2 separate regions of the Mus musculus genome follow, and region 2 is linked to region 1. A link is a loop called in an ENCODE intact Hi-C map of the cell type or tissue named here. Cell type or tissue: gastrocnemius. All regions are shown on one strand. Links, peaks and the distances in the headings refer to the core of each region. The heading gives the core; the rest is flanking DNA. Region 1 holds the start of Tctn1 (tectonic family member 1). Region 2 overlaps Rad9b (RAD9 checkpoint clamp component B).

What was found. Hi-C counts contacts between places; a loop is a spot of excess contacts. Peaks named below come from ENCODE experiments on the same cell type or tissue, not always from the same donor. Only the 100,000 strongest peaks of a DNase experiment are listed, where the experiment ranks them.
Region 2: it touches region 1 in a loop (7-fold over the local background); 34 of 42 quality-filtered maps call a loop at or near these places.

What each region holds. Positions count from the first base shown.
Region 1 is chr5:122,259,878-122,272,541 of GRCm38, forward strand. Tctn1 (tectonic family member 1) reads right to left here and starts at 4,583. Exons shown (of 14, transcript NM_001039153.3): 1 at 4,261-4,583; 2 at 1,530-1,650. The coding sequence starts at 4,492. In gastrocnemius, for the core only: a CTCF peak has its summit at 8,245 (motif pointing right); a DNase peak (open chromatin) is centred at 8,249; H3K27ac peaks cover 291 bases.
Region 2 is chr5:122,339,243-122,351,906 of GRCm38, forward strand. Rad9b (RAD9 checkpoint clamp component B) reads right to left here. Exons shown (of 13, transcript NM_001382853.1): 3 at 12,319-12,468; 4 at 12,017-12,131; 5 at 4,956-5,055; 6 at 490-596. Among named protein-coding and RNA genes, the nearest start is that of Rad9b, 8.6 kb to the right of the region's middle. In gastrocnemius, for the core only: a CTCF peak has its summit at 5,228 (motif pointing left); DNase peaks (open chromatin) are centred at 5,227 and 6,695.

The DNA.
Region 1 (12,664 bases), core at 6,847-9,346:
GGCCTTCCCTGGCCTAGCTGAGGCGACCTCATTCCCTGGTGTTCCTCAGGCCCTGGCTCACTCACTCATCTCCCTCAGCCAACAGGAAGCTCTTAAAAGTTGTATGGGTGTCCAGGCCGTGGTGGTGCAATGGTGCACACCTTTAATCCCAGCACTTGGGAGGCAGAGCTAAGTGGATCTCTGAGTTTGAGGCCAACCTGGTCTATATATAAGTTCTAGGACAACCAGGGCTATACAGTGAAACCCTGTCTTAAAAAAATATTCAATTTAATAAATGGCACTCAATTCAAAAGCCGCCATTCTCTCAGGGCTGTCAGGGCTCGCTTGCAGTTTCAAGACAAGCGGACTGATTTTCAGGGAAGGCTAAACACGCTCTGGTCTTGGAGGCCAGGAAGGGACCCCGCTAGCACCTGCTCTCCAGGCTATTTCACAATGCTGGAGGAAATTCAGTTGCCCCATTAGGCTGATAAAATGGTTTCTCCTGGGAAGAGTCCATTGTGTTTCCAAAAGGACTAAGCATGCTAGGTGGCTGTCCTGCATTTCAGTCAGCTCCATCTGCTGGTCCCATCCTGAGAGCTTAAACCTTTCTTAAAGGGCTGTTTTGTTTTGTGTTACAAAAACCTCTGACAAACAAGCCGAGATCACTCAGAGCTGATCACATCTTCGACTTGTACTTGCGTGAGAATTCCACCTCTGCCATTTCCCATGCACTGGGAACTGAGAAGCCTTGCTTCGCTTACATCCAAAGAGACGCACACAAAGCACCCTGACTAATTCAAGTCCCCAGAGAGAGCTGATTCGGGGGCTGGGGAGGCAGCCTAGTGGGGACAGGGGCAGGGGAGGCGGCCTAGCAGGAACAGGGGCTGGGGACGCAGCCTAGTGGGGAACGTACTTGCTTCTGAAGGGTGATTTTAAAGAAGCATGATATCCAGCATGGATTTCAAAAGCAAACCAAGCCCAGGCTCTGATGTGTATCTGCAACAGGGCACCGGGCAGGGGAGGAGACAAGAGGATGCTAGCCATCTGTCAACCGGGGATCGGGGGTAGGCTAGGGGGATGATTTCTACATTCAGTGAGAGACCCCATCTCAAAAATGAAGGTGGAAAGCAATAAATGAACAGACCCATGCTTTCCACAGGCCAACATGCATGCATGCAAAGACAAGCACACCCATGCATACATGCACACATACACTATCTATCTATCTATATATATACATACATACACACACACACACTGCCATGAGACTATTTCACAGGTACAAAGAGGTGACACATTATCTGTGCACAGCTCAAATATTAATTTCCAAACTTCATAACACTCTAGAGGCAACACACACGTGTCCCTCCATCACCCACACTGTTGAGCAGCTGCACGGGACAAGTGACTGCTTCTGACAACACAGGGTTTTGCCCACAGGGCTTCTGAGGAGTGTGGAACATGATTCCTGTCCCCACATTTTATCATCCTGGCCAAACGGCCATCAAACCTCCCTGTCGTATGCTTACGTGACAATGTCGTATGCTTACGTGACAACTGGGACTGAGCAGGCAGAGAAGATGCTGAAATCTGCAGGGCTGCAGTCAGGGTCGCAACAGCAGTTGACATCACACTGTGCCGGAAGCAGGTCGCAGACACACAGAGCAGCAACTACGAGACAGGTCAGTGAGGGTTCAGAGGGTGAGTGAGATGTTACTGCTCCCTGCCACCAAGGGATGCCAGAAATCAATGTCACAACGGTGTCTGGTTCCTACTGGGGGAAAAGTCGCTCATGGACACAAGTCACTTTGAGTACCCCACCCCAGTGTCTCCCTAAGGTGGCTGCAGGGGTCTACACGTCTCCTTCAGAGCAGATTCCAAGGAAGGACTGTTGGCAGCCTTGTCCCTTTCCTCACATGCAGCCGGTTGCTGAACTCAAAGTCGTAAGATCCTGACCAATAATCAAATGTTCCTAATTTGGCTTATGATGTCCTTTTGTAATTTAAAATTTTACAATATAAGGTAATGCATTTATGACAGGATACAACAACAACATGGAGGAAAGGCAGGGACATCCCCCCACCCCCACCCAGACAGCAACTCAGACCTCAGCCACCCTGACAGCCACTGTGACTGAGTCTTCAGGACTCGCATCGATCAGGCAGAGAACCTCCACGAGAGCAGAAGGGAGAGCTTCCTCGCAGAGTACTGAGCACGCGATAGACTGGCTCAGTTTACTACTGTCTTTACTACCCTGCTCATTCTATCTCTGTCAATGGAGAAAACCCTCTCAAAGAAACAACAGAGGGCTAAAGAGGCGGGGTGATCGCGATAGAGCACTGGCTGCTCCTGCAGAGGATCTAACTTCGGTGTCCACAACCCACAGGACCGCTCACAACCATCTCTAACTCTGGCTCCAGGGGATCTCATGCCCTCTTCTGGCCTCTGAAGGTACGGGGCACGTATATGGCATACAGATAGATAAGATAATCTCAAAAAAAACCACAACATACAACAACAAGAAACAATATATAGCACAAAGATAACAAACTGAATTCATGGCACAGACTACTGTGAGGAGAGAGGAAATAATGCATCCAGGGCTTTGGCAATTTTGGTTGTTTGCTCTTTGCTTCCTGAAGCAGAGGCTACTTTGGGTCACAGGTGCCTTCCACCATGGTTCCTGCCTTTCCCCAGCTAAGGTGTCACTGAATCTGTTTGTTTGTTTGTTTCTTGTTGTTTTTCTTTGAGACAGGAATTCTCTGTGTAGCCCTGACTGGAACTCACTTTGTAGATCAGGCTGGCCTCACACTCAGAGATTCCCCCACCCCTCCCCAGGATTAAAGAGTGTACCACCTGCACAACCTGGCTTGATTTTTTTTTAATTTATTTATTTATATGAGTTACACTGTAGCTGTCTTCAGACACACCAGAAGAGGGCACCAGATCTCATTACAGATGGCTATGAGCCACCCATGTAGATGCTGGGATTTGAACTCAGGACCTCTGGAAGCGCAGTCAGTGTTCTTAACCACTGAGCCATCTCTCCAGCCCCCTGGGCTGCATCTTAACTGTAATGTTTGGTTTCCTTTTGGGGAAGAGGGGCAATAATCTCAGGCTTCAAACAAAGAATTTTAGCCAAATGCTGACGGGATGTCATAGCATTCTTATTTGTATGAATGAATGGTTTCAAAATTTACAAAAAAAAAAAAACCAAAACAAAAAAACAAGCTCTAGAGATGGGAGGCAGGCTGGGAGGCCCACACCTGGGAATCTCAGCAACTGGGAGGCAGAGTCAGGAAGATGTCAGGTTACAGGCCAGTCTGGGTCACTTAGCAAACCTGTCAGGAACAAAGTTAGGAAAGAAGGCGAAGGCAGGAGACTGGAATGGTTCTAGAACAGGCTGGGGAGATGGCTCAGGAGTTAAAAGCACATACTGCTTGTATACAGGACCTAACTTCTGTTCCCAGGACCCAAGTCAGCCAGCTCTCAAACAAACTCCAGCTCCCCACTTCGGTTCTCCAAGGGCGCCAATATATATCCACCCCATCCTCACAAACATATACAAATATGCACACACAATTTAAAATACTTTTTTAAGATTTAGAAAAAATTCCCCCCGAAAGTGGTATAACGCTCTGGAAAGGCACGAAGGGAAAGGGGAGTTTTATTGATAAATGAAAAATGCTTTCTTAGTCCGAAAGACAAATTAGCTCCTCCTTGACTAGGTCCTCTCTAGCCATGGACAACTGCGCGTACTCACTAAAAGAACGCCATACTCCCTTCACTGGGATGGGTAAAAGGGAGAGAGCAATTAAGTCCACTACCTCATGTGTTTAAATTTACAACCACGAATTGTTGCCAAAGCTTCAAATTCCGAGCGGTAAGTAGATACGGATGAAACAGGTGTGTTTAATAACTCCATTTAGCTGGTAAAAAATGTCTAAAACGCACTTAATCACCCTGAAAATATCTGCTGGGCTCTCAGTAATCTAGACACAACTGGGATGCCCATGTCCGTGTGTCTGCGTGGAGAGGACGAAGATCCACTTAGCACTCTTTCTTCTACCAGTACTGCCTTCAACTCATTCTGTAGGTTTCTATCTAGTACCCCACTGCAGCCGTCTGCAATGATGCGGAAAAGGGAGTAACTGAGCCCCGCCCTCCGCATTTGTGTGCCAGAGATCCGATCTCCCCCTGAGGGTAACGACAGGGAGGCTGAGAAGGGGGTAACTTTGAGCTGGTGTACCCGCTCCAGGGGGGTCACCCCTTTGTACCCACCGTCCGTGACCGGGGTAGGCCTGGGGCCAGAGCGCTCCGGTGCCCTGGGAGTTCCCGGGGTCCTAGGCGACAGGGAGGGCTGCAGAGTGGTGGGGGTGGCCTTGGTGGAATTGAGATCCTCCTTCGTCACTGCTGGGGTGGCCGCAGCCGGGATGGCAATGACCTGGGTGCTCGAAGAGGTGTAGCAGTTTAGGAGCACCAGCAGGAGCGGCGGGAGACCCCGCGACCCCATGGCCTAGCAGAGTAGCCCGCGCCGGGGAGCTAGGCCCGTCTGTTGCCCGGGCAACAGTCACAGCCTAGCGCTAGGTATCACGGGAAAGGGCTCGCGAGGCCAAACTGGTCTGCGGAAGAAGGTGGGGCCTGAAGTCAGACCCGCGAATGGGGCGGGAGCTGGGCGAGGCTATAGGCGGGGCCTGGGCGGAATCGGAGAGGAGGGGCGGGGCCGGTGGGGGCGGGGTATGAGACAGCTCTTTCTAAGGAGCCCTCAGAAAATCGGAAGATGTAAACTTCTGTTGTGACACTTTGGGTGCTGCGTGGTTGTTTTTTTTTTTTTTTTTAAAAATGTAGATTCCCAGCTATAGCCTCACAGAATTCGGAGTCAGTCAAGACTAGGGCAGAGCCTAGAAGAGAGTATTTCTAATAAAAGACCCGCAGCGCATGTTTAGAAGTGACTTGGTTCCTTTAAGTTACATTGAATTTCTTACCCCATGTAACACTTTCTTTACTTTCTTTGCCTTTGGATACATCGCAGGAGGTCGCCAGAGCACTTCTGTCCACGGATTTATTTATGATAAGAGAAACAAAAGAATTCTTAACTTTTTGGTTCTTTTAGACGGGATCTCTCTGTGCCTGACTAATCTCGAACCCAAGGCAGCCCTATGTCAGTGCCTCATGCCAGGCATGCACCACCGCATCCAACCTCCATATCTGCCTTTATGATTATATCATTTGGAATGTTCTTCTCATCGTGTGTGTGTGTGTGTGTGTGTGTGTGTGTGTGTGTGTGTGTGTGTGTTTACTGGTAGGGGGAGGATGGGGGAGGAATTTGAGACAGGGTTTCTCTCTGTAGACCTGACTGTCCCAGAATGCACTCTGTGGACCAGTCTGGCCTCGAACTCGGAGAACCACCTGCCTCTGTCTCTCAGGTATTTTTTAAGGGTTAGTTATGTTTTGTTTTGTTTTGTTTTTTGTATATGGTGTTGTGTCTGTATGTATGTACACCAGCAGAGGGCATCAGATCCCATGAGACAGTCATAGACATGACATGAGCCACCAAGTGGTTGCTGGGAATTGAACTCAGGACCTCTGGAAGAGCAGCCCAAGCTCTTAACCGCTGAGCCATCTCTCCAGCCCTTCCTTAAGTCTTACAGCCCTGTGCTTCAAATCATTCTGTGAAAAGTTCTCAAAATCCTTTTATCCAGTCTCAAGCCTCAATGTAATTTTCTGACATTTGACTTCAAGGTGTAGACTGTTATCTGCTCATACATTTCGAAAGCCTTAGGGGACAGTGGGGACTCATTTGTTAGTTTCTTTCTTTCTTTCTTTCCATCATAATTCACTGAGTCCATCTAGGGGCTAGAGAGATGACTCAGCCATTAGGAGCCCTTGCTGCTTGGAGAAGACCAGGGTTTAGTTCTCAGCACCAGCATGGTGGCTTCTCACCTGTGTTACTCCAGCTCTAAAGGATATAAACCGGTCCTCTGGTCCCTGGGGGCACCTGCATGAGTGTGTGCACCCAAATAAAAGCACACATCTAAATGTGACGCTTCCATTATTCAAAACTGAATATATGAATATAAGCAATATAGTAGTCACCTATGCTGGAGTTTCTTCCCAGTCAACATTTTTGTTGGCAACAAGTAACAAGTTTACTGGGTGTAGAATTTGGTTTGGTTTTAGTTTTCAGTGGTTTTTAAAGATTGATTTATTATTATATGTAAGTACACTGTAGCTGTCTTCAGATGCTCCAGTAGAGGGCATCAGATCTCATTATGGGTGGTTGTGAGCCACCATGTGGTTGGTGGGATTTGAACACAGGACTTTTGGAAGAGCAGTCAGTGCTCCTACTGGCTGAGCCATCTCGCCAGCCCCTCAGTGGTTTTTAATGAAAGCCGTTCTAACAGGTATACTAGACTTTAAGTAGACCTGTATTTGCATTTCTCTTGGATACCCTTCCTAGAAGTACATTCTATGGTCTTGTGTGTAAGTTTATAAGAAACCGCCCAACCTTTCTCCAGAGCCACTCCCCAGTGTTCTTTCCCCACCAATAGAGTCTGACAACTCCAGTTTTGGATGCTCTTGAAACACTGGGAGGTTAGGCATGATCAACTCCACTTCCATTTTTGTTTGTGGCTAACTTGACAGGCTTGCGGTGGTGTCTCCTTGTCAGGTAAATTTGTTTGTTTGTTTGTTTGTTTGTTTGTTTCAAGTCAGGGTGTCTCCTGTAGCCCAAGCTGGCTTCAAACTCACTATGTAAATAAGAATGACTTTGAACTTCCGGTCTTCCCTCTCCTTCCTCCCAAGTGGGTGGGATGCAGGGTGCCTATCGCTGTACCCAGTACAGATGACCCTGGAGATCCAACCTAGCGCCTCATGCATCCGAGACAAGCACCATACCAACGGCACCATACCAAGGCACCATACCAAGGCAGGTTCCAGCCTTGGTTTTTTGTTGTTGTTGTTGGTTTTTTTTAGACAAAGTCTTACTGTGTATCCTCTGCCCCTTCCTGGCCAGCCTCCCCTAGTGTCAGAACTGCAGGTGTGTGCACCTTCAACCTAAATTGGCTCTTAATATCCCATCAACTGACGTGCGCTGACCCACTGACTTTGCAGTTACCAAAGCACACAGTCTGAGGCCAGGTGTAGTAGATACTTGAAACACTCAGCAGGGAAACAGCCCCAAGTTCAAGGCCACCCTGAGCTACATAGAAAGATCTTGTCTGAGAGAAAAACAGCAGGAAGGAAGGGAATGTGATTCTAGTACTCCGGAGATGATGGCGGGCAGGAAGATCAGGGGTTCAAAGTCAGCTTCAGCTGCCTAGCAAGGTTAAAGGTCTACATGGGATGGAAATCGGGCTTCAAAATGGAATTAAGCTACCCTTACCCCCCCACACACACCCCTTTGAGATCTGTTGCTCTTGCCTTCCCGACATCTGTTTGGAGTTCTGTGATGTAAACATGTTTTCACTGTTGTTTGGGGGACCTGCAGGAAGTTCCTCTTTCGGTCACCTCTTCTTGAAGCTCCATGGGGCCTCTTCAGTCGGCACTGCTGCTGCAGCCCGTGTTACAACACATGCACATTACCTATAACCCCAAGTTTACTGGAAAGAATAAACAGAGCTGGGAAGTGGTGGCGCACGCCTTTAAGCCCAGCACTTGGGAGGCAGAGGCAGGTGGATTTCTGAGTTCCAGGTCAGCCTGGTCTACAAAGTGAGTTCCAGGACAGCCAGGGCTACACAGAGAAACCCTGTCTCAGAAAAACAAAAACAAAATAAAAACAAAAGAATAGATAGAATTAAATGTAAAATAGAGGCTGGAGAGATGACTCAGAGGTTAAGAAGGCTTACTGCCCTTGTAGAAGACCTGAATTTGTTTCCTATAACCTACTCCAGGTGACTCACAACTGTCTGTAAGTCTAGATCTGGGTAACTGGACTTCCTCTTTTGGTACCTGCATTCACATGTGCATATGCACACACACATACACACACGTATACATAATCAATCCTTAAAATAAATCATAAAATGCATTACTAAGCCAGGCAGTGGTGGCACATGCCTTTAATCCAAGCGCTTGGGAGCCCACAGGGAGTGACACTCTTAGGGGGTGTGGTCTTTTTTTGAGGAAGTGTGGCCTTGTTGTTGATGGAAAGGACAGGTGCCGGCTGATTAGAGTCTGTGTAAAACTAGAGAAAAATGTAATATTGCCTTTGAATGTAGTTGACAGGTTACCACAGTTTGCTGTTCTGAACCTTACACTTCCACCTTCGACCTGAAGGTGGCAGCGTTTGTCATTAAAATTAGTCACCTCCAAGGGGAAGAGAAACATTTTTTTTTTCATTAGCTCCTGTTTATTTAGCAAATGTTAACTGAGCACCTAATAGGAGAACCAGTGAGATCGAATCAAAGCAAAAACAAAACAAAACAAAACAAAACACTTAATGGTCAGGGAAATGACCCAGTGGGTCAAAGTGCTTCTCGCCAGGCCTGACAACCAGAGAGTTCTGGCCCTAGGACCCACAAGTTGGAAATCAAGAATGGAATCCCACAAGTTGTTCTCTGACCGCCACATACTTGCCTCCCCCTGCCCCCAGTATAGAAGAAATAAAGAGTTTTAAAGACACTTAGAACTTACCATGGAGCCAGGCATGGTGGCACATGCCTTTAATCTCAGCACTTGGAAGGCAGAGGCAGGCAGGTTTCTAAGTTCGAGACCAGCCTGGTCTACAGAGTGAGTTCCAGGACAGCCAGGGCTATACAGAGAGACCCTGCCTCAAAAAACAAACAAACAAACAAACAAACAAGAAACTTACCATGGACAAGGGCTCTAGAGTCTTCTTTCAGGGAAGATGAAGGGTCACCCAGAAAATTATTCAGTTGAGCAATGTTAGTTCAAGTCAGAGCCTTAACTGGTGTTCTTCCTCAAAACTAAAATGCTCCCCCCCTCCCGCATACAATAAACATTATCTGCAAAGGACATTATTTACTATGACTTTTGCCGGGTTTTTGGGGTTTTGTTTTGTTTTTAGGAGACACGGTCTCTTGCCATAGCCCTGGATTAGATGTCTGGGAACTTACTATGTAGACTAGGCTGGCCTCAGACTCCCAGAGCTTCGTCTGCCTCTGCCTCTGGAGAACTGGGATCGAAGGTCTTCGCCACCACACCTGGCAGGCTTCACCACATTAGCTGTTTGGGCTTTGGCAAGTTGAATCCCTTTCTGAGGTGCGTTTGTGTGAGTCATGTATGACATTCTGGCTTCTCACTCTCCTGTTGTCCCTGGTAATTAACTGACAAAGAACGGGACTGGGGAGGTGAAGGAAAGGGCAGGATTTGAGAATTGCTTTCCAGTGCCATTGACTTAGATGTGAAGGACAATCTCTGGGTCGTGCAAACAGAGGCAAGGACCAAAAAGAAAACCACGTGACATCTCCCCGACGTCCATCACTCCACACCTCAAATAGGCCAAATTCTTTCTGTGACCCCCAGATGACCTATAGAAGAAGTTTCCTCATCTTGCCCAACCTCAACAAGGTTTGCTTCCTCGTTTTTGCACTGAACTTTTGGCCCCCTCACACCCACCCACACCCACACCCACACCCTACTTGGAGACAGGCTTTTCCCTGTGTGTCCTCTGAGACTGTAAGCAGGGATTCATGAATAAACATGCACTCACCCTACGCAGGGAAGGAACCAGTGACAGACTGAACTTCCCATCACCCTAGGTTGGAAGGCCACAAGTGACAGACAGAAGTCCAACTTGGTGAACCAATGAGTTTTATTGCAGTTAATTATAGGAATATGGATGAGGGATTACGTACAGAAGCAGAAATGACTCAAAGACAGCACACACACATATATACACACACACCATTTTTAAATATCCTACTGTTATACCTTCTACTTAACATCCTGTGTTTTAAGGCATTTCCCTCCAAAATAGAAGGTTTTAATCTCCAAAAAAAAACTGCGACAGGACACTAGATAGTCCAGGCCAGCCTCAAACTCACAGCAATCCTCCTGCCTCAGTCTCCTCAGTGTTGTGGTTTGAGGTATGAGCCAACACGCCCAGTTTCCTCCAGGACATTGAAAAGTTCTCAATTTCTGTGTGTGTGCGCGCTTGAGAGTGCATGTGTACACATGTGCATGTTCATGTGCATGGGTTCCATCTTGTTATTTGAGACAGGGTTGGGTCTCTCACTGACCTAGTGCTTGCAGAGCAGGCGAGGCTGGCAGGTTAGTGAGGCCCAGGAGTCTGCCTATCTCAGGAATTACAACACAACGTGCCACCACATCTGGGTATCTAGCTTTGATTATGTAGGTTCTGAGACTCGAACTCTGGTCCTTATGCTATATAGCCTTCTCCTCAGTTCCCATTCTCCATGTGACACAGAAGTCTTGGTTCTCCCCCGTGCCGCTGGAGCTAGCCTCTATACTGTGGGCGTCTCTCTGTGGACACCCCGGGAGTGAATGTCTCTTCCTAGTTATTGGATACAAGGATTTTCTTTTCCAAGTTGTCTTGTGGGTATTTAGATTTTTGTTGTTGGTGGTTTTTATTAATGTGTAGTTAGTTGTGTATTCTAGATGTGAGTTCCTTCTTTGTGCACATGTGCCTGATCCCTGGAGTTGGAGTTATTAATATAAGTGCTGGGAACTGAGCTGGGGTCTTCTGAAAAAGCCAGCGAGATCCCTTAGCCCCGGACCCATCTCTTCCCTTAGTCCCTAGATAGGAACTCTTTCTTGACTTCCTGCTTTATGAACATTTTTCTCTTCCAGCATTCAGAAGGCTGAGATGAGGATTGCTGTGAGTTTGAGGCTAGCCAGGGCTACATAGTGAGGTCCAGGCCAGTTTGAGATACAGAGTGAGATCCTGTCTCCAAAACCAACCAAACCACAAAGCAAAAAAACCCAAAGGGACCAGAGAGATGACTCAGTGGTTAAGAGCATTTTGTTCATCACAGAGAGGACCCAGGTTCAGTTCTCAGCACCCACGTGGCTGTTCATAACCATCTGTGACTCCAGTTCCTGGGGATCATGTAGATCTTATGCCTTCTGATCTATTTGGGTACCGGGCCCACACTTGGCACACATGCACGCAGGCAAACTCTTGTATTTGTAGAAATAAAATAAATCCAAAATATTTGGGTTTTTGTTCTTAAGATTTACACATTTTATATATGAGAGTTCGTTGTCATTGATGTCAGACACACCAGTAGGGGGCATGAGATCCCATTACTGGTTGTGAGCCACCATGTGGTTGCTGGGAGTTGAACTCCAGATCTGTGGAAGAGCAGTCAGTGCTCTTAATCACTGAGCTATCTCTACAACCCCTAAAACAGCTGTTTTTAAAGGCCCAACAAAAGAGAAACAAGAAATGTCTCTCAAACCATGGCTTTTCTTCCTTCCTTCTACCCTTTCTTTCTCCTTTTCTCTTTTACAGTGGAGTGGGGGCAAGGTAGGTAACAGGGGTTGAAACAAGGGCCTTATATATGTTAGATAAGTGTGTGCTACCACTGAGCCACATTCCCAGCTCTGAGGTTTGATCTTTAAAACAAACAATTAGGGCTGGTGGGATGGCTCCATGGGTAAAGAAAGGTGCTTGCTTTCAAGATTGCTGACTTGATGGCAATCCCTGGGACCCATATATAGAATGAGCCACACAGTGGTGGCGCACGCCTTTAATCCCAGCACTCGGGAGGCAGAGGCAGGCGGATCTATGAGTTCAAGGCCAGCCTGGTCTACAGAGTGAGCTCCAGGACACAAAGAAACCGTTTCCAAAAACAAAGCAAACCAACCAACCAAAGATGGAACGAGAGAATCCACTCCAAGTTCTCCTCTGACATCATAAGCATGACATCACAGACGCATGTGCTAAATAAACACTCCAAGTTCTCCTCTGACATCATAAGCATGACATCACATACGCATGTGCTAAACAAACAAACAAACAAATGTAATTTTAAGAAAAGGTTTATGCTGGATGTAGTAGCACAGACCTTTTACTAGAGAGGCAGAGGCAGAGGCAGGCAGATCTCTGTAAGCCTGAGGCAAGGGCAGTCTGTATGGAGAATTCAATGCCAGCCAGCACTATATAATGAAACCTGGACACAAAAAACCAATTGTGGGCCAGCAAGATTGCTCAGTAGGGTGACACTTGACTGATGGCCTGAATCCAATTCCTAAAACCCACATGGAGGATGGAGAAAATGAACACACACACAAACTCCCATGTGAATGCATATGTGCACACCCTCTGGGTGTGTGAATGTGCTAAACAATAAATAATGGGGTTTTTGTTTGTTTGTTTGTTTGTTTGTTTTTGAAGACAGGGTTTCTCTGTGTAGCCCTGGCTGTCCTGGAACTCACTTTGTAGACCAGGCTGGCCTCAAACTCAGAAATCCACCTGCCTCTGCCTCCTGAGTGCTGGGATTAATGGTGTGCGCCACCACTCCTGGCTAAATAATGTTTTTAATAAAAGAGCATTTGAGATGGCTGACTGGGAAGAGCTTGGTGGACAAGCTCCACAATGGGAATTAGATCCCTGGGATCCTCATAGAGGTGGAAAGAACCAACCCCACATGTGTCCCCACACTTGCACCTCACAGTGTACCCCCACAGTGCACCTCCACATGGGCACTCACACACATGCACCCCACAATGCACCCCCACACATGCATTATACACACTC
Region 2 (12,664 bases), core at 4,245-6,744, 77 kb after region 1:
CCGTTTGGGATACTGTAAAGTTCTAGCTCCAAGGCACTTTCCTGTTCACATGTAGTCTCAGTTAGATTGCTGGCCTCTTAGAGCAGTAAATGGTGAGACACAGACCTTGAAACCTTAACCCAAGCTGGACATATTAGAGAGAGCCTGCAATCCCTGCTACTTGGGAGGCTGAGGCAGAAGTTTGAGTTCTAAGCCAATCTGAGCTAGTTAGGAGGAAGAGCAACGGGAAGTCAGTCCTGACATGAAAAAAAAATTTTTTTTTCAATAACCACTCTTCATTTTAAAGTAACCTGAGACTCAAAGCCATACACTTTAACTGTGAATTGTCTGAATCTCCCAGACCTGTCCATCCATTTCACTTCTTTTCTACATCTAGCTGCTGCTCAGACGGCAGCTGCCATTACACCAGTGACAGTACCTGTGTGGAGCCAGGAAGAAGCAGGAAGCCCATCCCATCCCATCCCATCCCAAGGCAGGCATCATCCTTACCCAGCAATTCCCCACTCAAACTCTTGAGGCAAAAGTTCCCTGGAGTAACAGAGAAGGTGACTTCCTCTTGATTTGATGTCAGAAGAGCAATGGCCTCAGTCAGCAGTCTGTAAAACGGTGACAAAAGTATTACTATTATTTGAAACACAGCTAAGACCTTACTGGTAGTCAAGTCTTGAATCTGGAAATAAACAGGCCTGTTTATTATTTAGGAGACTTCCTTCAAAGGTCTACCTTCCTTCTTATTGTGAGTATTTTTAAATTGTACCTTCCTTTGTAGGCCAGCTGAGAGAGCTTAAAAATCCAGGGCATGTGATATGTCAGTACTACCTTGGGAAAGAACGCAGCGGCTGCAGTATGAGCAGAGGAAAAAGATGGCCCCTTCCACTGGCTTCATGCCATTAGGGAGACAGTAGAAGATGGAGCTGCTCAAATACAGCTGAGATGAACTAAGCCAGTCACCCATGTGGTGGTTTGAACTGACACGGTTTCTCTAAGTCTTGGGTGTCTGACTACTTGGTCCCCAGTTGAAGGAACTGTTTGGGAAGGATTAGAAGGTGTGGTCTTGGAGGAGGAGGTGTGACACTGGGTATGGGCTATGAGGTTTCAAAAGACAGGTGCTATAGGCACTTAGTTCTCTCTGCCTCCTACGTGAAGTTCTGATATATGAGATCTCAGCTGTTCCTGAGGCCACAGAGGACTCTAACCCTCTGAAATTGAGAGCCCAATTAAACTTCTACCTATGTTTGTGCAGGAATAGAAACCTTGACTAAGACAGATTGGTGACAGCTATCAGAGCACTCAGGAGCTTAAAGTTTATCAGCCTGTGACCCACTAACTCCGTTTTATGACTCTGTTGGGCACACTGTACCAGAGCCTGGTACACTATCTGAACAGTTTGTCACTTCTACCTCCTGGCTGTCCTGGAACTTGGCTCATTGTGTTGACAACCCTAGCTTGGAACTCACAGAGATCTGTTTCTGCCTCCTGAGTGCTGGGATTCAAGCTGTGAGCCACTATGCCCAGCACAGCTTTCTTTGATAAACTGCTCGTCATTGTGTTTTGTCCCAACAACTGCAAAGTAACGAATCTGCCTAACAGGTAGATGTTCTCACACCACCTATGGCTAGACTATCTAATTAATACCTCTCACTTCAAGGTTCTCCTGACGTCCAAATACCCTATTATTATAGATCCCCTTGGGATGTTTTCTTTTCTTTTCTCTGAGACAAGGCCTCCTCATTCTGTAGCCTAGAGTGGTCTGGAACTCAAGGTAATCCTCTTGCCTCAGCCTCCAGAGAGGATTGCAGGGGAGAGCGACCGTGCCTGGTTTATCCCTGCTCCCTGTGGAATAACAAATGCATTTATGGAGAACGCAAGGTGAGACCCACAGGCTTGAGGATGGCCTTTTGCTCTCCTAGTGACCACGCTATTGAGCACCTTCCTGTGCACTCTGTGCACGCTCAGGTCTTCTCTGCCCATTTCTAGTTGGATTGCTGGAGAGACAGCTCAGCACTTAAGAGCACTGCCTGACCTTGTAGAGGCCCCAAGTCCCAGTCCTAACATCCACATCCCTGCTCACAGCCCTCTGTAACTCCAGTTCCAGGAGATCAATACCCTCTTCTGCCCTCTGAGGGCAGGCATGCACATGGTGTATAGACATACACATGGGCAAAACATCTCTTTATATAAAAATACAATGTTTTAAATTAAAATAAAATAAATTGCTTTATAACAAAACAAATAGAAACTGCAAAGTTCTGTTGTCCTCTCGAACTTGAGGTGTTGTGGGATAAAAATGATGTTCTTAGAATTTATGCAGTCTCAGTTGTCAGCCTGATGCTAGACATTAGTTAACAGGGTATCTTTATGCCAGAATGCCAGGAGCAACTATCAGTTCAGCCGGGGGCTCTCCCTTGTTCCAAGTGGAGGTGTGATATGCCTGTTCTGAGCCGGAGCCTCGCTCTGTAGCCAGGCTGGACCTGAGCTCATGCTCCTTTTGCCTCAGCCTGCCCTGTACTGGGGCTCTAAGCACCTTCTTCTTTTGTGTTTATAGAAATACAACCTAGAGAGACTTGCACACGTCAAGCTTTTCTCTATCACTTTGTTACACCCCAGACAGCATGATACCAAATGAACTTGATTTTAAAAAGCAACATGAATGTGCAAGTCAAAGGAGAAGAAAATTGCCAGTCATGATGTACACACCTATAGTCCTAACACTGGGTGCAGAAGCAGGAGGCCATTTAGGTTCAAGGCTCACTTCAGGTGTGAGCACGCGCTGTGAGTAGATATATAATCTCCAGGCTAGGAAGAATGAAAAAGCCACCATTTTACCTGTGAGGTTGTCAGCATTTGTAAAGATTTATAATGTCCTCTATTTGGAAAGACTCTGCACTGGGCAGAGTGTGAAGTGACAAACTGTTCAGATAGTGTACTGGCTAGTTTTGTGTCAACTTGACACAGCTGGGTTATCACAGAGAAAGGAGCTTCAGTTGGGGAAATGCCTCCATGAGATCCAGCTGTGGGGCATTTTCTCAATTAGAGATCAAGGGGGGAGGGCCTCTTGTGGGTGGGGCCATCCTTGGGCTGGTAGTTCTTGGGTTCTATAAGAGAGCAGGCTGAGCAAGCCAGGAAAGCAAGCCAGTAAGAGACATCCCTCCATGGCCTCTGCATCAGCTTCTGCTTCCTGACCTGCTTGAGTTCCAGTCCTGACTTCCTTTGGTGATGAACAGCAGTGTGGAAGTGTAAGCTTCTTGGTCATGTTTGTGCAGGAATAGAAACCTTGACTAAGACAGATTGGTGACAGCTATCAGAACACTCGGGAGTTTAAAGTTTATCAGCCTGTGACCCACTAACTCCATTTTATGACTCTGTTGGGCACCCTGTACCAGAGCCCTAACGACCCTCTCCTCCCTGTCCTTGGTCCCTAATCCCTTCTCCGGAGTGTGAGTTGGAGTTAAAGTCTTTCAGACAAAAAATTGCAGGAGCTGTGGGGTAGCAGTTCTGACAGGAGAGTGTAGAAGGCCTGAGGCCTCTGTCTTGGGAGCCCTCTCCCATCATTATCTAGCATTTGTGAGGACTTTCAGTAGCAATCTGCACAATTGGAATGGGTTTTCCTGAGCTTCCAGCAGCCATACCTGTGAGCAGAGGTGCCTCCCCATGGTGACACTGTAGTCCTAGTGGCACTACTCAAACTCAGGAGAGACCCTGATCCAGGAACATCCATCCACATGAGACCCAGCTATTTCAACAGATTAATAAATGCTTGACTTGTGAAGGCTCTACATTTGGGGAAACTTTGTTCCACGGGAATAGATAACAGATACTAATCTGTGTACCATACAGTATTGTTTCTGACATCCAAAAAAGAGGAAGCTATCTAAATTTCCCTTGTAAGGGCATCAGTAGGAAACTGTAGCTCAGACACACAATGTAAAGAAAACAGCAACTACTCAAAATAAGACTGATTTAAGTGAACTGATATAGAGTTCCTCACAATAGCTTAAGTTTCATAGGCAAGGCTAGGGTCAGAGAGATGGCTCAGCAGGTCAAGGCATTTGCTTGCCAAACCCGCTGGCCTGAGTGCCATCCATCCATCCATCCCCAGAACCCCTGAGGTAGAAGGAAAGACCTGACTCCTGCTTGTCATCCTCTGATCTCCATGCATGCGCAGTGGCACATGCATTCACACACAACTTGGGGGTGCTGGGGAGAAGTGTGCTGTAAGGAGAGGCACCAGATTGTTAACAGAGCTACCCTGCCACGTGAGCTACAGACATGGCAGAGGAGCCAGGTTCAAGTGCGAGTGGATGAGTGGACGTGCTTCAGGGAAAAGGGATTCCTTTTGTAATTTAAAAGAGCAGTAAGATAGAATAGGCTTTGCTCCAGAGTCATGCTAATTAACAGCCAATGCTGCAACTGAACTGAAAGAGCTCCTTTCTAGGACAATATTGCTCAGTCCATTTCCTAGAAAACAATAGAATAAGACAATCAATTTGCATAAAAATGTTCCAATGTCCTCAGGCTGCGAGTCCTAGGGCCTGTGTGAAGTTGTCTAGACGTGAAGTCTCACAACCGAGTTTCCTCTTTGGCTGGATTGAAGTGTGAAGCCTTGGGTGGTGTATTTCAGAGCTCTTGGCTAATAATTTGCTGCCTTTAAGCAGCTTGTCACCTGTCTTTCTAGAGTTTCCTCCTGACAATGTCAGTGATTGTTCTAAATCACGTGTTAGCCTTTTTAAAAAGCATAACTGGCTAGGAAGCTCTAGGAGGAAGTGGGAGTAAGACAGGGTGGTGAGTGTGGCCAAAGTGCAATGTACTCAGTGTGAAATGTCACACAGAACCCCAGCATTTTGTGTGCCGCCTTAAAAATAATCTTAAAAAGGAAAGACAAGCTCTGGGGTAAATTGTTCGGTGCACAAGCACGTTGTGTTCCGAAGAGAAAGAGGCATCAGGAGACCCTTTACCTTGGTTTAATCATCAGGATATTCGCACACAGACTCTTTTCGAAGATAATTTTCAAGGGCTGGCTGTCTTGGAAATACACATTGTGAGTTCTTTTAATACCTTAAAGAGAACAAAGCAAGCTCTTAATAACTATAAGTGCAAAATGAGCAGGCTTTAAAAGCCTGCCTTTCACAGCTAATTTAAAGCAATAAAATTAAAGTAATGTTTCCTGTGTGGCAGGTGCATACAACCTGCAGTGGAATGTGGCCCTAATCATGAAACGCGTTGTCGCCCCCTGGTGGACAAGGAGCAACATATCACATCTCAGCAAATTAGACCGGTCTCACCCAGCCCAGTGGTCTCAAACTTGATAGCTTAGAATAACTTTGAACTCCTGAAGCTCCGGCCTCTATTACAGGCATGCACCATCATGCTCAAGTACTAGAGGTCAAGCCCAGGACTTCTCCCATGATAAGCAAGCACTCTGAAAACTTAGGTCTAGCCCCTGAAAAGAAACGCATGTGAAACTGTAACTGGTACGACAGGTCATCAATCTACAAGGCTCTTTTTGAATATTTGATTCTGGACTAGTCTTTCTTTATAGGACTTCTAGCAGTTAGGCCTCTAAATCTGGTCAGTGATTTCTTTTTACTGTAGGAGAAATAGCAATATGGGTCAAGAGTTCCTGTCCTAAATGCTTGGCATTTCGGGGGCTGGAGAACTGGGTCAATATGACTATTGCCTTTATTTATGTATGTGCACTGCATGTCTATCTGTGCACTATATGTGTGCTTGGTGCTCTCAGAGGCCAGAAGAGGGTTCTAGATCCCGGGAACTGGTGTTCCCATCAGTTGTAAGCTCTGTGAGGACAAAAGAGATGGCTCAGACCATCTTGCCACCAAGACTGATGACTTTAGTTTGAACCACACCACACACCCGCACAGGCATGCACACACACACATTTTTTTTTTTAGTTTAAAAATTCTTTAAAAACTGCCAGACATGGTGGCACACACACCTTTAACCCCAGCACTCAGGAAGCAGAGGCAAGCAGATCTCTGTGAGTTCAAGGTCAGCCTGGTCTACAGAGTGAGGTCTAGTGCCAGCCAGAGTTAATCAGACCTGGTCTTAAATAAAACTTGACACATTTCTCAGGTTATATGTTTGGTGAGATTGTTTGCTGTTTTGTTTTACTGAACAACAAGGACTGGCTGACTGCCAGATGTGGCTAGAAACTTATTATGTAGACCAGGCTGGTCTCAAGCATTAGTAAATCTGCGTTTGCTTATGAGTGCTGAGTGTGAACTACCAAACCCAATAATTATTAACTTAATAAATATGCACATTTATGTATCATCAAATTTTGTTCATTTGGCTGTATAGCAAACCACTCTGAAATTGAGTTCCTTGGAACAGCAAACACCTGTCATTTCTCATTATTTTACTGAGTGGTTCTTGAAGTCTAACGTAGGCTTAGCTGTGGGGGATCATCTGAGGTGAGTTCATTGTCTGTCTGGGACCTCAGTGGGAGCAAGAAGGGTGGCTGAGGCCATAGAGTCTGCACCCAGAAGTCTATCCCTGGCTTCTTCTCTGACTGGTAGAGAAGTTCTGAGGCAGTGTTGACAATGACACTTGGGAGGCCCAGGCGAGGAACCTAGGCAAATCACTGCTGGTATCAAAATCAGACCATGGTAAGCTGGAGCTGGAGAGGCAGCTCCATCATTAAAAGCAGTGGCTGGTCTCCCAGACGACCTGGGTTGAATCCACATGATGCCAACAATAATCACTGGTAATTCTAGTTCCAGATGGCCCGATGCCCTCTTCTGGTCTCCTCAAGCATTGCAAAAATATATGGTACACAGATACGTAAGCAACACACCCATATACATTAAAACAAATCAAGAACAACAGAAAACCACACTGAGATTCAAAGTGGAGGGGCAGATTCCAACTTTTGAAGTCAGGGGCTATATATATATATATATATATATATATATATATATATATATATATATATGGCAACTTTTGATGGCGACCACAGAGGGACAGTTTTAAGGTCTTGAACTAGCGATACAGGAGAAACTGGCATGGTAAACTGAGGTCATAAAGGATTAGGAAGCTTGTTTAGGAAATACTAAGTTACACAATGTAGAATTTAGTTAAAGCAGTGCTCAAGGATGATCATGCTCTGTAGAAACTGCAGGGAAGAAATAGTTGTCCTGGAACATAACTGAAGTGTAGGTTTTGATGAGTATTTGTTTCTGTTAAGATGTATTCATTAAGATTGCCTCCAATTAGACCCTATGCCCATAACAAAAGAAGACATTCCTAGTACACAGCTGGCCATTAGACTCGTTCCCATAGAAGAGCATGCTTCTCTAGTGCAGTTCAAAGTGGGCAGCAGCAGACCAGGGCTGCCATTAAGTCCTGACCCTTCATTAAATCCATGTTCTCTTAGCAGAAATAGCACAATTCTTCCCAGTCAGGCAGGATGGCCTTGGTTAACTACGGCTCTGGAAGGGCAGCCCTGGTTTGCTCCAGGAAAACTATGACAATATTTTACATTGTAAATCTAAGTCTCTCCATTTGTTCAAATAGCTACGGGAGACATGTTTATTGTACAAAGTGTAACTTGGGACCATGAAACTACCTAAGCTGATGGGATTTTGTTCAGGGCACGCTCCCTTTTGTAGATCAGCCAGAACCGGTTGCCTGCGGATTGAGCACTGACCTGATTTCTCACTGGGGAGGTAAGTTAAACCTGTGACACTAGGAGAGAGCAAATCAGACAAAATCTGTGTTCTTAGACCTTTGTTACTTAAACCTTATTTGTATGTATGTATGTATGTGCATGTATGTATGTATGTATATATTTATGTATGTAAGTGCATGCCCAAGGAGGTTAGAAGAGGGTGTTAGATGCCCCAGAGCTGCTCTAACAGGCGCTTGTGCTGCCCAGTGTAGGTGCAGGAATATGAACTCTGGTCCACTAAAAACACAGCCAATGTTCATCTCTCCAGCCACAAAATTTTCTTCAGTATTTGTTTTTGTTTTGTATGGGGGGATCCATATGCTATGGCATGTGTATGGAGGTCGAATGATAACTTTTGGAGTCGCTTCACTCCTTCCCCCATGTAGTTCCAGGGATTGAACTCAGGTCATCACACTTGGCAGCAAGAACTTTAATTCTAAGCCATCTTACTGGCCCTTCATACCTTATGAAACAGACAGGATTTTCTGCTGATGTTTTGTTTTCCCTGTAAAACAATAGGCTGTGGAGCTGAACATACATACTAGGGAGCATGCTATATATAGCTCTTGGTCCCTGGACAAGGATATAGGGCATTTGGAGGTCACTGGCCTGTCTCTGGGTAAATGAGAAGGTATTTCAGAGTTTTGAACTCTGGGGTGATCTAATCAGTCACTTGGCTTTTTCTCTGTGTGTGACAGGCTTTTGATATTTAGCCTTGGCTTCGCTAGTACTATGTAGGCCAGGCTAGCCTCAAACTTAAATCCTGTGCTTCAGCCTTTTGCGGGCTAGGTGTGTGTTCCACCACTACACTCAACAGTATGACTTTTTTTTTTTTTTTTTTTTTTGAGACAAGGCCTCATTATGTAGCCCTGACTATCCTGTAACTGGAACTCATTATGTAGATCAGGCTAACCTCCATCTCACAGAGTACCACCTGCCTCTGCCTCCTGAGAGCTGGCATTAAAGACACCACGCCTCATCTGACCTATTTTAAAGGAATCACTGGGGCGGCCGTTTTGGGAAAACAGTAAGCTCAAAAGTTGTCAAATGTCTGTTATAAAAATAAATCTTGGGGGTTGGAGAGATGGCTCAGTGAGTAAGAGCACTAACTGCTCTTCCCAAGGTCCTGAGTTCAAATCCCAGCAACCACATGGTGGCTCACAACCATCCGTAATGAGATCTGACTGACTCCGTCTTCTCGAGTGTCTGAAGACACAGTTACAGTGTACTCAGATATAATAAATAAATACATCTTTAAAAAAATATATGTATATATCCGTGTCACTTGTGTGGGCTGAGTCATGGTACACATGGGGAAGCAGCTGCAGTTAGTTATAGTTGTTGGGAGATGTGCTTTAGGTTCAGCCACACAAAGTTCAGAACATCTCTCAGTGGCTTCAGAGAACTCTTGAGACCCGAAACAGTCGAAACAGTTAAACTTAGGATTTGCCATTATTACACAGTTACTATATCTGTGGAGCTGTGCTTTCAAAGGCAGGGACACCGTCAAAAGTAGTGGTTATTCAGTGTTTGTTGTTGTTTTAACCAATTTGAAATCATTAGCACACCTATAAGTTACCTTGCAACAAAAACCTCAGCAACTCCAGCCTCCACTTTCCTGAATGCACGTGCATGAATCAGAGCTTCACTCTCTCCAGACCCACAGAACCCTTCCAGAAGCCCCTCTCTGTGCAGGCCTGTCTCTCGAGCTAGCACAGAACTTATGTGAAGAGCATAGTTCTCAGGGACTCTGCAGAATTTGTGCTGAGCAACTCTGTGGGCAGTGCAGAAGGAAAACAAAGCGTTGGGCAGAGCATCAACAGGTGGACAGAATCTTTATTCCTTTCAGATGTCTGCCAATTGCCCTTCTGCACACTGTCTATGGTTTGAGTCAAGGTGACTAGTTTATTGTGGCAGCTCAGGTCTGGGCAATTATTTTCTACTAGCAGAAGAACTAAACTGACGTCACTAACTCTTAATTTCCCCCCAAAGTTCCAATCTGTACTTCCAGCAGTCAACTGAGTTGAGCATCTCCCACAGTCCTGCCTTTGGTCCTCCCTCCCATCCACTCCAGGACTCCATGGCATAAACCTTACAGTAGAAAGTAGTCCAGATATGGCAATTAGCCAAACGGATGACAACACTGCCCCTAGGCGACCAGGTAGAGTCCAGGTTGGTCCAGGTTGGTCTAGTCACAGCAGAGCCAAGCATTGTCAAGGGATGTACAAGGTACATTTTAGGAAGCTCTTGGTAGTACTGACACTGTGTGCTGTGAACCAAACCCGGTGAGTGAAAAGAAAGAAAAAGACAATGAGAGAAGAAGGACGGAATGGAGGAAAGAAGGGAGGGAGAAGAAAGGGAGAGAGGGAGGGAGGGAGGGAGGGAGGGAGGGAGGGAGGGAGGGAGGGAGGGAAGGACAAGAAGGAAGAAGAGAAAGGAGAAGAAAAGGAGGGATGAGAGGAGGAGCAAGGAGAGGAGGAGGGATGGAGAAAAGGAAGAAAAGAAGAAGGAAGGAGGAGGAAGGAGAAAAAGAAGAGGGGAGAGAAGGCATGAGAAACAGAAGCAGCAGCAGCAGCTGGGGCAGGCTGGACTGAACCGTGCCTGTAGTGGAACTTGGAACTTTCACCCTGACCTGAGCCAGTGGTATTGGGCTGAACTGTCTGATTGCCCCTTCTGTTCTCTGTAAAGGCGTTCTTAAAGCACTCTGCATAATAAAAGCACTCTTCAAAAACTATCTTAAATGGATTCATCACCAATATTTTTGTTTCAGTTTTTGCTTTTGCTTCAAGACAAACTCATGTATTTCAGGTTGGCCCGTAGTAGTTTGAGAATAACCTTGGACTGCTGATCCCCCTGCCTCTAACCTGCTCAAGGGCTGGGGTCACAGACACACCCCATTGAGCCCAGTACAGAAATATTTCCTGCGAATAGTGATAACAGAGCCATGTTGGAGATGATGCGGATACTGAAGAGTTGGCTCTCAGAAATCCACCTGAGGTCCTGGCTGATGAGCACTCCCTCTGCAACAGGCTCCGGACCCAGGCCTGTCCCCTGTATGACCTCACTTTCTCCCCACGGTGGCCTGTGGCATGAGGGCAAAGCCACTCCCAGTGTACACAGCGAAAGGGAAGGCTCCCAGAGCTTATGTTCTTCCACAAAGCTAACAGGCCATGGAATAGAACTCACAGTTACATTTTGTGACAGTCAGCCTTGCTGTCTTTTTAAGTATGCTCCTCACATGGTTTCCTATTACATAGATTTAGATTCAAAGAAGGGAGAAATAATGCTACACCATTTGTATTTATAGAGTAAAATTTCACTGAAGTAAAAATATATTATTAAGATAAGCGTAAGTCAAAATGAAGAAATATGATTCTAACAGTTGTATGGAAGTGAATGGAAGGCTACCGCCTTCCAGAAGAGCATTCCTGAACACGGAAGAGTTGGACCAATGATACAAGTATGAATTGATTTCTCTGAGCCAGGATTCCACTCCATAGGTGAGAGCCTAAAACTAGCTATATTGCCGGGCAGTAGTGGCACATGCCTTTAATCCCAGCACTTGGCAGGCAGATTTCTGAGTTTGAGGCCAGCCTGGTCTATAGAGCGAGTTCTAGGACAGCCAAGGCTACACAGAGAATCCCTGTCTAGAGAAAAACAAAAACAAAAACAAACTAGCTATATTGCTACACTGGCCTGGAACTCATGACCTGATTGTCTCAGCCACTTTTGAGTGCTAGGTTCAGAGATGTGTGGCCTTGTGTCCAGCTAGAAAAACAAATTCATGTTCAACTGAACATATATGTAGGGAGCATGTGTCCTGTGTGTGTGTGTGTGAGAGACATAAGGCCAGAGGTCAACCTCAGATGTCATTTCCGAGTCTGTCTTCCATCTGGACCCCCTTCTTCATTAAGAGGCACCTCTCACTGCTCTGAAGCTCATCAGGTAGTCTAGGCTATGGGGACAGTGAGTCCCAGGGACCTGCCTTCTTCTCTGCCTCTGCAGCACTGGATCTACCAGCATTTGTCACCATACCTACATTTCTTTTAAAAACATGGTCCTGATCATGATGTCAGATCATTTGCTTGCAAGGCTGACTGATCCACCTCCCTGGTTGGACGTTTTAAAAAGCTGTTTTGTTTTGCATGCAGACGAGCTTGTGCCTTTTAGTCCTGAGGAGATAACCTCGGCCACTTTGCTTACACTACACCTGCAAAGACAGGTGTCACACCTGCCACACTGCATTCCTGCACAGAACCCACTCCGAAGTCGTCTGCAGACTGTACGCACAAAGACACTAAGAAACACACCACTTTCTGCTGCACCTACCATGCTTGCCGAAGAACTGAATGACGACTCTGCATTTATCCGCTCTGGCGACTACTGTGCACTTCTCCACACTTCTTTCAAGGTAATTCAGACATCTAAAGATTGGCAGAACTGACTGCAATACAAACACATCGTAAACATTAAACACATACTTACTATGGCTACCCCATTAACTTTAAAAAGCCCAACAGATGAACGTCTGTATATTCATAAATGGCATAGAAATGATTAAGTATAGTACAGCTGTTAAGCCCTACAAAAGGAGTATTCCTCCCATATAAGAGAAAATCAACTGTTTTTACCTTTATTGCCAATTTGCAATTTAAATTCAGTGGTAAGTCAGTATCACTCATCGTGGCAAAGGGTGACCACTGATAATGTTGAAAAAACATAGATGAAAACAGGACGTAGCCATACGTGGAATGACAAGAATTCACAGATCTCAGAGCAAGCTGGAAAGGAATAAGTGAGCTATTTCAGAGAAGACCGACTTCTATCCTGAGTCAATCCTGCTGTGACCATAATGCCACAAATACATTCAAATAAAACCGTGCGCACTGAACTTGCACATGGTACCTACAGATGTGTATATATCTATATTGAACATACACATACAAAATCTATACTCTCAAGCTCTGATACCGTAAA